Linked DNA regions of Homo sapiens: all the other regions are linked to region 3. The links are chromatin contacts, found by Hi-C or POLR2A ChIA-PET in ENCODE. All regions are on one chromosome and are shown on one strand. The core of a region is the stretch at or near the end of the contact, and the rest is flanking DNA. Distances in the headings are between cores, read along the strand shown. Region 1 has its middle 37 kb from the start of PARP1. Region 2 has its middle 60 kb from the start of ITPKB. Region 3 overlaps ITPKB (inositol-trisphosphate 3-kinase B).

Evidence for each region. Hi-C counts contacts between places; a loop is a spot of excess contacts on that map. ChIA-PET counts read pairs that join two places held with the same protein, here RNA polymerase II (POLR2A). Pooled maps may share reads with other maps.
Region 1: a loop to region 3 is called in a pooled map, with 2.5 times the contacts of the local background. The contact joins two enhancer-like sites. A Hi-C loop is called at or near these places in 4 of 50 pooled maps. POLR2A ChIA-PET finds 5 or more read pairs at or near these places in 2 of 52 experiments (SK-N-SH and T-cell).
Region 2: a pooled map shows a loop between it and region 3 (2.8-fold over the local background). The contact joins two enhancer-like sites. A Hi-C loop is called at or near these places in 1 of 37 single-sample maps with no recorded cell type and 6 of 50 pooled maps. POLR2A ChIA-PET finds 5 or more read pairs at or near these places in 7 of 52 experiments (CD4-positive, alpha-beta T cell, CD4-positive, alpha-beta memory T cell, CD8-positive, alpha-beta T cell and 3 more).

What each region holds. Positions count from the first base shown.
Region 1 is chr1:226,443,021-226,446,464 of GRCh38, forward strand. It overlaps the pseudogene RN7SKP165. Among named protein-coding and RNA genes, the nearest start is that of PARP1, 37 kb to the left of the region's middle. Within about 2 kb of position 2,096, at least 3 of the 41 ENCODE cell types and tissues checked have a DNase peak (open chromatin) inside an H3K27ac peak, as active enhancers do.
Region 2 is chr1:226,797,243-226,800,717 of GRCh38, forward strand. No RefSeq gene overlaps it. Among named protein-coding and RNA genes, the nearest start is that of ITPKB, 60 kb to the left of the region's middle. RefSeq lists an enhancer at 2,066-2,115. Within about 2 kb of position 1,834, at least 11 of the 41 ENCODE cell types and tissues checked have a DNase peak (open chromatin) inside an H3K27ac peak, as active enhancers do; they include CD4-positive, alpha-beta T cell and CD8-positive, alpha-beta T cell, where a contact is called at or near this core.
Region 3 is chr1:226,641,934-226,645,463 of GRCh38, forward strand. ITPKB (inositol-trisphosphate 3-kinase B) reads right to left here. Exons shown (of 8, transcript NM_002221.4): 5 at 1-192. Among named protein-coding and RNA genes, the nearest start is that of ITPKB-IT1, 31 kb to the right of the region's middle. RefSeq lists enhancers at 513-1,180, 1,445-1,504, 1,615-1,694, 2,305-2,404, 2,515-3,180 and silencers at 1,235-1,529, 2,533-2,755. Within about 2 kb of position 1,363, at least 18 of the 41 ENCODE cell types and tissues checked have a DNase peak (open chromatin) inside an H3K27ac peak, as active enhancers do; they include CD4-positive, alpha-beta T cell and CD8-positive, alpha-beta T cell, where a contact is called at or near this core.

The sequences.
Region 1 (3,444 bases), core at 846-3,345, 200 kb before region 3:
TAGAGATGGGGTCCTACTAAGTTGCCCAGGCTGGTCTCATACTTCTGGGCTTAGGTGATCCATCCTGTCTCAGCCTCCCAAAGTGCTGAGATTACAGGCATGAGCTAGCATGCCTGGCCCCAAACCAACATTGTACTTTCTCCGGTCTGGCGAGGCTGAGTTCTGGTAGCCTGAAAATGCTGACGCAGCCATTGACTGGGTTTGACCCAGGAGCTCTGAGGGGCCCTGAGAGCTCACAATCTGGCAGGGGAGGGTGGAACGGATGAGAGGTTGTTGCTTTTGCTCGGCTAATGTGGGAGTCCACATTAGTCCGAGGCTATTCCCAGGGCCACAGAATCTACTTTACCCACTGCCCTCATCTTTGGTAAAATGCCTCTCCCAACTGAAGAATAAACACACTTACTTTCTCACTTACTCTTTATTTTTAATTTTTTTTTTTTTTTTTTTTTGTAGAGAAGGGTGTCTCATTATGCTGCCCAGGATGGTCTCAAACTCCTGACCTCGACTTCCCAAAGTGTTGGGATTACAGGCATGAGTCACTGCACTCAGTCACTCTCTCACTCTAAGAACCTCCTTGCTCAACTAAATTTCTTTCTTTTGATGCCAGGAAGTCATAGGCTGGGAGCTGGCATCAGACTTGCTCTGGAATCTATTTTTATTACCTATGTATCACTATGTGAGTCAATGACTTTGCCTGCTGAGCATCAATCACAAAGAAACCGCTTTTCCCAGTCAGAGTTCTGGGTGGCGATCTGGGGGACAAAGGCAAGGAGAGGAAAACTTGGGAGGTTTTCTAGGTGTTAGTTCTGCCCTGGGGTCACACAGCAAGTTGCCTTCCTTTCCATGTGTTCTCTGTCTGTGTCTTCTCTTCTCCAGCCTTTCTGCTTCTTTAGCAGAAGACATCTGGCCGAATGTCACGGAAAGTGTTTCATTCAATGCATTTAAGAAATGAGATCAAAGTTTCTTTCTATAATTGGCTTACACACACTGTTGAGTCAGCTTTGCTTTTCCCTGTCTTTCCCCGTTTTATTTTTTTAATTTTTTTTGAGATAGGGTCTTCCTCTGTCACCCAGGCTGGAGCGCAGTGGCTCAATCACAGCTCATTACAGACTCGACCTCCTGGGCTCAAGAGATCCTCCCGCCTTGGCCTCCCAAATGTGCTGGGATTACAGTTGTGAGCCACTGTCCAGGCCTCCTCTGTTTTATTTATGCAAGTATTTCAAAGGTATTTCAGGGAATATTCGCACCTTATGACTTTGTTCTTCAGAGAAAGTTAAAGAGTCTTATCTGGGAAAGATGAGGCAGGAATCCAGGAGGGAGGGAGAGATGAGGTTCTGGGTGCCTCTGGAGCTGGCTTTGGCCAGTTTTTTAGAAGAATGTAATTCTTGCCCCCTCTCTTCAACCCAATGCCTGTCCCCGTCTCACCAGCACATTTACTGGAGGGACAATCTAATCCCAATGGCCAAGCCATTCTGTGCAAAACTCTTAAGCTCTTCCCAGCACCAGTCTTATTTTATTACCTTTTTCTTTTCTTTTTTTTTTAAACTCACACCAAAAGCCACATTCAAAGCACCAGTCTTATTAGCTCACCTTTTCTCTCTTTCTCCTTTCTCTTGTGGTTGGAGAGGCTTTATGGATGGGAAGGACTGAAGTGAGTTAGCTAACTAGAGATTTATTTGGTTTTGAGGGACCTTGTTCCACCTATTTTGGTTCAGAGTCTAGTCAAATAACTTTATTAAAGAAGATAAGCTTGTTGTGTTCCGTCTTAGGATACCAAACCAACATGCCTGTCTCTTCAAATGTTCCTCAAATGAGGTAGTGCTTCAGTTAGGTTGCCCGTGGCTGCAAGCAATGAAAAATACAGCTCTGCTCACTTAAACGATAAAGACAGCTATTGTCCTGTGAGGCAGTCAAGGTGCTTGGCCCCCTAAATCACTGACATGAGGCAGATTGACTAATAGGAGAGAAGACATATGAATTTGTTTAACATGTATACACAGGAAGCTTCAGAATGAAGACCCAATCCCCTAGTGGGGTGCAGAAGCTTATGCACCACCTTGAGGTTGCAGAGAGAATGTGGGCTCAGAGCATGGCCCCAGACAGGTTTCAGTGGCAACACAGGTTGTGGGAGGAAGAAAGGAAGTGGCTTGGCTAGCAAAGGCAGTCCTGTTGTGTAGATGAAACCTCACGGGGAGCAACCCTCAGAAAGAGCAGATGGCGGATGCTTCTTTTCAGACCTGCAGGTGTCAGAATCTCAGTTAATCTTTCCAGACAAGGGAAGGGCTGGCTGCATTAATGCAGAGTCTCTACAGATCTACAGGTGCAAATTTCTCCCGCAAAAGACAACCTTACAGGCCACTTCAGAATATGTCAAAGAAATCTGTTTTGGGGTAAAGTATTAATATTTTGATTTCCTTCACCTGCATACTCAAGTCCTGAGGGGAGGTGGACGACAGGATGGACACCACACAGGCCTCTGGATCTCTTTCTCTGTCAGCCTCTCCCCCAGCCTCCTCTGGGCACACACTTCATCTTCAGGGCTGGTGCAAGATGGCAGCCCCAGTTCAGCCTCAGTGAGAAGGAGAATGTTCACAGGAAAAAAGTGCAAGTAGAAAATAAAATCCTAAGGCCCTCAACCAAATGAACAGACCCCATTTTGGCCAAGGGGATCCCAGATAAACCTTAAAAACAGTGCCCAGCTGTGACAGGACAGGAGGTCAGACAAGCCTCATTACACCCCCTCCCTTTTGCGGTTTAGACGCAACAACTGACCAGCATTAATGATAAAATAGAGATTACAAGACAGACAGAAGAGGCTCTTTTTGGCAATAAGATACCAAATTATACATAGGACCTAAGGCCATGCCAGGTAAGGGTTAAGCGTGCACAGTTTATTAAAGAATAAACTATGTTCTCAGATGTGAGGGTGATCTGGCTGCGACACCTGTCACCCCATGGATCATCAGGGTTGATTCGGCTGATCCGGCTGGCTAGGTGGGTATCCCCTTCCTCCCTCTCTCTCCAAGTACGTCCCTCCCAAAGCTGCGCACTCAAAGAGGATGACCATCCCCGATGGAGGAGGACCCAGCTTTGGTCAAGGATGTATGAGTAGCCATGCTCCCCTGCTAGAACCTCCAAACAAGCTCTCAAGAATAAGCTATGTTCTGTCATAAGGTTTTTCTTTTTTTCTAGCAGCTGAACAAGCAATGGCCTCAAGATAAGCAAGATGAAAATAATCATAGCTCCCCGCCAGATGCTGACTGACCCTCTTCCTCCAGCCACAACTACAGCTTTGACTGGACAAGAAACTGATGGCTGTGACTTTCTCTTGATAAGAGACCACTGACCATGAGCTGGTTCTAGCTGGTTTACAGAGCTTGTGCACTTGAGTGCCCCCATATCTCTGCTTCACCTTTTGATATATAGGGCCCAACTGTAATACAT
Region 2 (3,475 bases), core at 584-3,083, 160 kb after region 3:
GCTGGGATTACATGCGTGAGCCACCGTTCCCAGCCTGACTGATTCTTAAATGACAGCAGCTTTCAGTGGAATCCTGTTCAGCCTCCACATGTGCTCTTGGAAAGTATTCACCCAACCGGAACACCACAAGACGTCTTGGAGTTTCCAGGGCAGTCCTGATTTTGAATCTTTGAATCTCACTGTCTAACCATCATCATGGAAAACTTTCTCACTGCCTTAAGGCCTCCATTTCTCCATCTGCAAAGTGGGAGGAATAGCTGGGCACTTTGTATACAGACAACTGGGAAGAGAGGACAAATCAGGGCACATTGAAACCTTCAGTGGCTGAGGGGACACAGGAGGAAGATGCGTGGTGGAGAGAAGGAGGAGGTAATGGGTCCTGTCTCTCCTGATCTTCACAAGGAGGAGGTAATAGGTCCTGTCTCTCCTGATCTTCACAAGGAGGAGGTAATGGGTCCTGTCTCTCCTGATCTTCACAAGGAGGAGGTAATGGGTCCTGTCTCTCCTGATCTTCACAAGGAGGAGGTAATGGGTCCTGTCTCTCTTGATCTTCACAAGGAGGAGGTAATGGGTCCTGTCTCTCCTGATCTTCACAAGGAGGTAATGGGACCTGTCTCTCCTGATCTTCACAAGGAGGAGGTAATGGGTCCTGTCTCTCCTGATCTTCACGAGGAGGTAATGGGTCCTGTCTCTCCTGATCTTCACAAGGAGGAGGTAATGGGTCCTGTCTCTCCTGATCTTCACAAGGAGGAGGTAATGGGTCCTGTCTCTCCTGATCTTCACAAGGAGGAGGTAATGGGTCCTGTCTCTCCTGATCTTCACAAGGAGGAGGTAATGGGTCCTGTCTCTCCTGATCTTCACAAGGAGGAGGTAATGGGTCCTGTCTCTCTTGATCTTCACAAGGAGGAGGTAATGGGTCCTGTCTCTCCTGATCTTCACAAGGAGGTAATGGGACCTGTCTCTCCTGATCTTCACAAGGAGGAGGTAATGGGTCCTGTCTCTCCTGATCTTCACGAGGAGGTAATGGGTCCTGTCTCTCCTGATCTTCACAAGGAGGAGGTAATGGGTCCTGTCTCTCCTGATCTTCACAAGGAGGAGGTAATGGGTCCTGTCTCTCCTGATCTTCACAAGGAGGAGGTAATGGGTCCTGTCTCTCCTGATCTTCACAAGTGAACCGAGTTTACCACAGGAACTGTGAGCAGTTGGGGCCTACTGCTCTGGGGAGAGCGCCTCTCACCAGTGTGGCCCTTATCTGTTTGCAAGAGCCGCCTCCTTCCTGGGCCCCAGCCACCTGTGGTTGACTGAAGCTCTCAAATGAAGTTTGACCCAACCACACAACACCCAACCTGAACACCACAATAGGTCTTGGATTTTCCAGGGCAGTCCTGATTTTGAATCTTTATCTCACTGTCTAAAAATGGTATGTTCCAGTTCAGGGCCCAAAAACCTGATCAGCTGCACACTGGGAGTCCTAGGTGAGAGGTTAAAGTGGAGACCTTGCCTTGTTTCTCACTGGCACCCCAGGCTCCCGCCTCTGAACTGTGCCACATGGGAGCACCTCTCCTGCTGCTCCTCCGTTTCCTGAGCCTGGCGCCTGCCCTCCCACTGTCCCAGGACTCATCTGACCGTCATGCCAATGGCGGGCTCACTGGGGTCTCGGGGAGATCAGGCCTTCACTGTCTAATTCATCAGGGACTAGCAGTGGGATGTGGGTTGGGGATGTTTTGGGGTGGACGGGTCTTTTGATGGGTGGCACTCAGGTCATGTCAGAACAGGGGCTGAAGGCAGGTAGAGGCAGGAGAAGCCCCGCTTCCCTCGGCATCCTGCGTGGGTGAACAGAAACAGGAAGCAGAGGAGTGTGACGGGGTTGGAGACACCAGAGCACAGTGTGATGTGATGGCTGCTCTGCGGCTCGTCAATACTGAATCTTCCAAGGGGGCCATTTCCTCATCTATACAAAGGGCCCGTAACTGGACAGGATGTGTGCTGAGTGGCTGCCCAGCTGCGGCTCCTCTCCGAGAACACCAGCCCCTGGCAGTTTCCTGAACGCAGTGACCCCGCTGCGTACCTGTGACCCCACCCCTGACCAGGCCTGGGAGCCTCTTCTGTCTGAGGCAGCCCTGTGGGAGCTGGCAGGAGGAGAGACACATGGAGGGGACTTCTGCGGCTGAGGGACAGCCAGGAGAAGGGCAGTGGGGAAACTTGTGAGTAAGCAGAAGCCACGAGGCAGGGCGAAGGCGCGTGAAGACAGAGCCGCAGGGGCACAAGGAGCAGCTGCAGACGCTGCAGGGTCCCTGGGAAACTGAGTCACGCCTTGGGCACAGTCACTCCGTGGGGCACAGCGTGGGCACTGCTTCTGAAGGCACACCTGCTGCTGTGGGATCCTGAACAACACTCCAGTTCTCCTGAAGATCTGATTGTCTTGATGCCAAACTGATTTCCAGTGTTGCTTTACTTCTAGTTTATCCCTACAATTGTGCTCCCCGGCCTGTGGGGACCAGCATTGATCTCTGTCCCTTGCAACCTGAGACAGTCAACAACTGGTCTCAGTGGTTCATCTGAACCCACTTTACAGAGGAGAAAATAGAGTCATAGAGGTCTGTGTCCAAGGTTGTGGCTGGTAAGTGCTGGAGCCAGGATTGATTCCAGCTTCTTTCCCACTATACCCAGGTATTATTGCTGAAAAAAAGGGAAACCTAGAATGTTATGCCTACAGGGTAGGCGTGAGCTCCCGCCATGGCCGGAGTTCCAGCTGTGTCCTGGTTCTCATCACCCAGACACGCTTTGAACCTGAAGGTGGAAAGTGGAAAAATGCCAAACTGGTTTGAGAAGAAAGGGGGAGAACGTCAAGTGGAAAATATTCTGTTCTCTGCCTCATCATTAGAAGAAAGGAAAGGGGTGTGTGTCTCATTTTTCTTAACAAAAGCAACACAGGAAGAAAACTGTTTATTAAACCAGGCATAGTGGCTCAGGCCTACAAACCCAGCACTTTCGGAGGCCGACGCGGGTGGATCGCTTGAGCCCAGGAGTTCGGGACAAGCCTGAGCAACATGGTGAAACTCTGTCTCTACAAAAAAACTAAAAAATTAGCTGGGCAGGATGCTGTGTGTCTGTGGTCCCAGCTACCCAAGAGGCTGAGGTGGGAGGATTATTTTGAGCCCAGGAGGTTGAGGCTGCAGTGAGCTATGATCACACCACTGCACTCCAGCCTGGGTGACAGAGACTTTGTCTCAAAAAAAATTTTTTTAAAAAGAAAAAGAAAAAGAAAACTTTAAGACACTGCATACTTTAGCAAGTAAGCAAAGATGCAGAGACACTCATTTTGGCTCTAAAGCTCTTAAGAAATCTTTGCAAAAGAAGAAGAAAAAAAAAGGTAATCAAAAGCCTTTTTTTTTTTTTTTTTTTTTAAAGAAACCTGAAATGGTTCAGGTGACTTGAGGGCATGTTTGGGCAATTTTGTTTTACTTGAGGTCAT
Region 3 (3,530 bases), core at 113-2,612:
ATCCTGAACCCCAGGGTGGCCGTGGAGCTGATGGTCTCCCGCCACTGCATGTACCGTGGCTTGGTCACAGCCCGCTGTGCTTTTTCCTCCTCGGTGGGGGCCTCGGGGTCCACCTCGATCATCTTCTGGTACATGTCCTTCCGCAGGCTGGGCTTCTTCCGGGCCTTCGTGAGCTCCTCCTCCAGGTAGGTCCTACGTGGGAGGGAAGGCGACATGAGGGCCGAGGCCTGGGGCAGGGCTCACCAGCAGCTCCTTTCCTGCCTGGTGGATGAAGGTTTGGGGCGTGTGTTGCCCAACAGCTGCAGTCAGCTCAGTGCCCTGAGTCAAGGCACGTCTTTCCGAGGGGACGGCAGACTCTGTTCCAGCTGGGGCTGGCTCTAATTTTTCTTTTCTTTTTTTTTTAGACAATTTTTTTAGTAGATAAGGGAGTCTCGCTATGTTGCCCCGGCTGGTCTCAAACTTCTAGCCTCAAGTGATCCTCCCACCTTGGCCTCCCAAAGTGCTGGGATTACAGGTGTGCACCACCACCCAGCCTGGGGTTGGCTCTTGATCCAGGAGAAAAGGTGCAGCCTCACTGAATCGGACTGCCTTCACTTTCACTCCAAGCCCATCGGCTGGCCTCACAAAGCCCAAGGAGCTCCTCCTCGGGAGACCCCCACAGGAACCAGCAGAAGAAGGAAGACGGAGGCAGGGCAGCAGGGGGTGTCGGGGGTGGCTGGTCCTGATCCTGCTGCTACGGTGGAGCTAAGAGAGGGGACTGGGGGCAGGGTCTACTCAGGGCCCCACTAGATCCCCTTGGCTGCCTCGGCCCTTCCATAAAGCGAGGGCTTCCAAAGCCAGAACCTGTCCTGGTGGGAGAAGTGGTCTGTCCTCAAGTCCCCATCTCTGCTGCTCTCAGGCAGCCTGAAGGCTGAGCCTGCCCATAAGTGTCTCTGGCTCTTTCCAAAGAGGTGAAATCTTCTGGAGCACAAAGTTCAGGTCAGAAAGTGGCCTTGGAAGGGGTCCCAGTGTGGATGGAGAAGGCCGTATTGTGGGGGAAAGGCAGGGGGCTCCCTCAGCCTCTGCTCATCCCAGAGACATGCCTGGTGCACCCCACCCCATCGACACCAGGCCTCCTCATAGGTGAGCCCCCAGTCCAAAAAGCCTGAGAAAATGCTTCCAACTCAACTGCCTCACGGCCCTGGCCTCCACACGAGCAGCTCCAGCTGAACTGGCGGGGACCACCTAGACACTGGGGAAGGTAACAGGGGCAGGGACAGCAGAGCACTTGAGCAGCCGGGGGCTGAATCGCTGGCCCTGAGCTGCCGGGACACGCCACCTCCCCCAGCACACAGCTCTGCGCTTCTACCTTCTCCAGAGCAGAGGTGGGGTGAGTCATCCCACCCCCGCTCCTCTGCTCTCCTTTTAGAGCCCCAGTCTCCCTACACAACAGGCTCAGAGGCTGCCCACAGCCCTTGAGGAGGCAGAAATCAGCAGTGTCAGTTGCAGGATGGGGAAGTTTTCTCCCCTTTGCCCTGTGTGGGCGGGAGCTGCCCACAGAGGCCCCGCCCGCCTGCCCTCCACCTGGCCCTCCACTCTTCCTGCATCTGTCTCCCAGGCCTTGTTCCAACACTGCCCACCAACTTCTCCAAGTTGCTGGTTTGGGACCCAGAACAGACTAAACAAAAACTACAGCCTCTTAAAAATGACAGGCTTTAGAAACCACTGTATTAATTGAAATTTGCACGGAAAGAAAAGGGAAGAAAAAAACAAATCCTTTGGGTGTGAACTTAGGCCTGGCTGGTTAGGACCTTCCAGGAGGTGATGAGGGCTGGAGGGGGAAGTCAGTAGCTTTGGGTTGGGCCCTTGCATGCACACACAACCATGTGCGCACATACACACACATGTGCTCATGCACACACATGCACATAAACGCGGACTCCTGTGCACCACTGCACACACACAGGTGCACCCATGCAGGACACGCACAGAGCACACCCCTCACATGCAGAGCCAGGTCAGTGGTGACGGGGGCATTGAGGCAGGGGCTGCGTGTGCATCCATGTGTGTACTGTGTAGAAAAGGGGCAGCCAGGCTGTGGGAGGGACTCCTGAGGGCGCTGTAGGGGACCGCATGGTGGGTGGCTGCACTTCTGCAAAGAGCTCTCAGCACCCCCTTAAACAGGAAGCAGACCTCAATGTGAAATCCCTTTTCACATGGCCTTTCTCCAAAAAGGGCCCCCGTGGCTCAAAGCGGGCAGTCACTCACTGCCCAGGAGAGGAAAGAGGCTGGGGGGAGATGTCCACAGGGGGTGCCAGCTGGATGGTGGGGCGGGATGCCCACAGGAAGGTGAGGCTCAGCCCCTCCCCACACTCCCCTGCCTGCCCGAGACAAAGTCGAAGCTCCAAGCCATGCAGGGAAGCAGAGACCTGCTCGCCCACTCACAGGACGCTGGGGGAGGAGGGGACTCAAGATCAGGTGGAGGAAGTGCTCCTTTGAGACAGGCCAGCCCAGGGAGCCAACAGGTGGCAGGCGAAAGCCACCCAGAGCTCCTAGGTGCTAGGGGCGGGCTCTCACCTGCACTCCCCAGGCCCCTGGTCCCAATGTCAGGAAGACAGTGTTGACTCTCCAGGACAAGTCACAAATCTCAGAGCATGCCCCAGAGCCACTGAGCACATGTCGGCGGGAGCCAGAGTCCCAAGAAGCCCCGACGTGCAGACGCCACCAGCAACTGCATCACATTCTCCTTAGTGCCACCCTTCTGCCCCCGCCATGCCCAGCATTGTTTGGTGACCGGCCCTTCCCTTTCTCTGTGACATGTCTCAAACTCTCTTGCCCTGGGACTCAGCATGTGAGGTAACCCTGGGCTCCAGCCTCCTCACCCTGTCATGGAAAGGCCACATTCTAGAGGTGACCATGAGCAGCCAGTCTTGGGAGAGGCCCTGCAGCCAAGGGTTCTGGATGAACGCATTTGGGGGAAGGCACAGTCCATGGCCCAAATGGAACTAGCCTGGCACCCCAGGGAAATGCCATGGAAGCTGGGTCCCACACAGCCCCCTTGGGAAGGGCTGGGCTGCAGCTGGGGGCCTGATTTGCAGTCAAGCAAGCCTGGTGCAGAACTGCACCAAGCTGCTGCCTGGCTGGGTGGCCCTGATGAGTCACTGAACCTCCTGGTGACAGAACCCTCCTGCTTACACTGGAACATGACCCATCTCCCAGAATGGCGGTGAGAACGCAATGGGATAAATAATGGAAGCATCTAGCATAGCCCTTGGAACAAGAAGGGTCCTTAGGATTTGTGTGCAGGAAAGATCGGGCTGGGTGCACCCTGCTTCTGGGGAGACCTTCCTCTTCCCCTCCACACATACTCCTCTCTCATCCTCTTCCCTCTGCCTGCCAAGATGGGTTACATGGGTACCAGCCACGGTCACTCTAGATCTCTCTTGAGAGCACTAGGGTGCAATCAGAGAGAAGCTGCGGAAGTCAAGCGGCTGGGTGGGGGCAGCCCTGGGGCAGGAAGCGGGGCTCCTGTCCCCAGCAGGAGCAGGCAG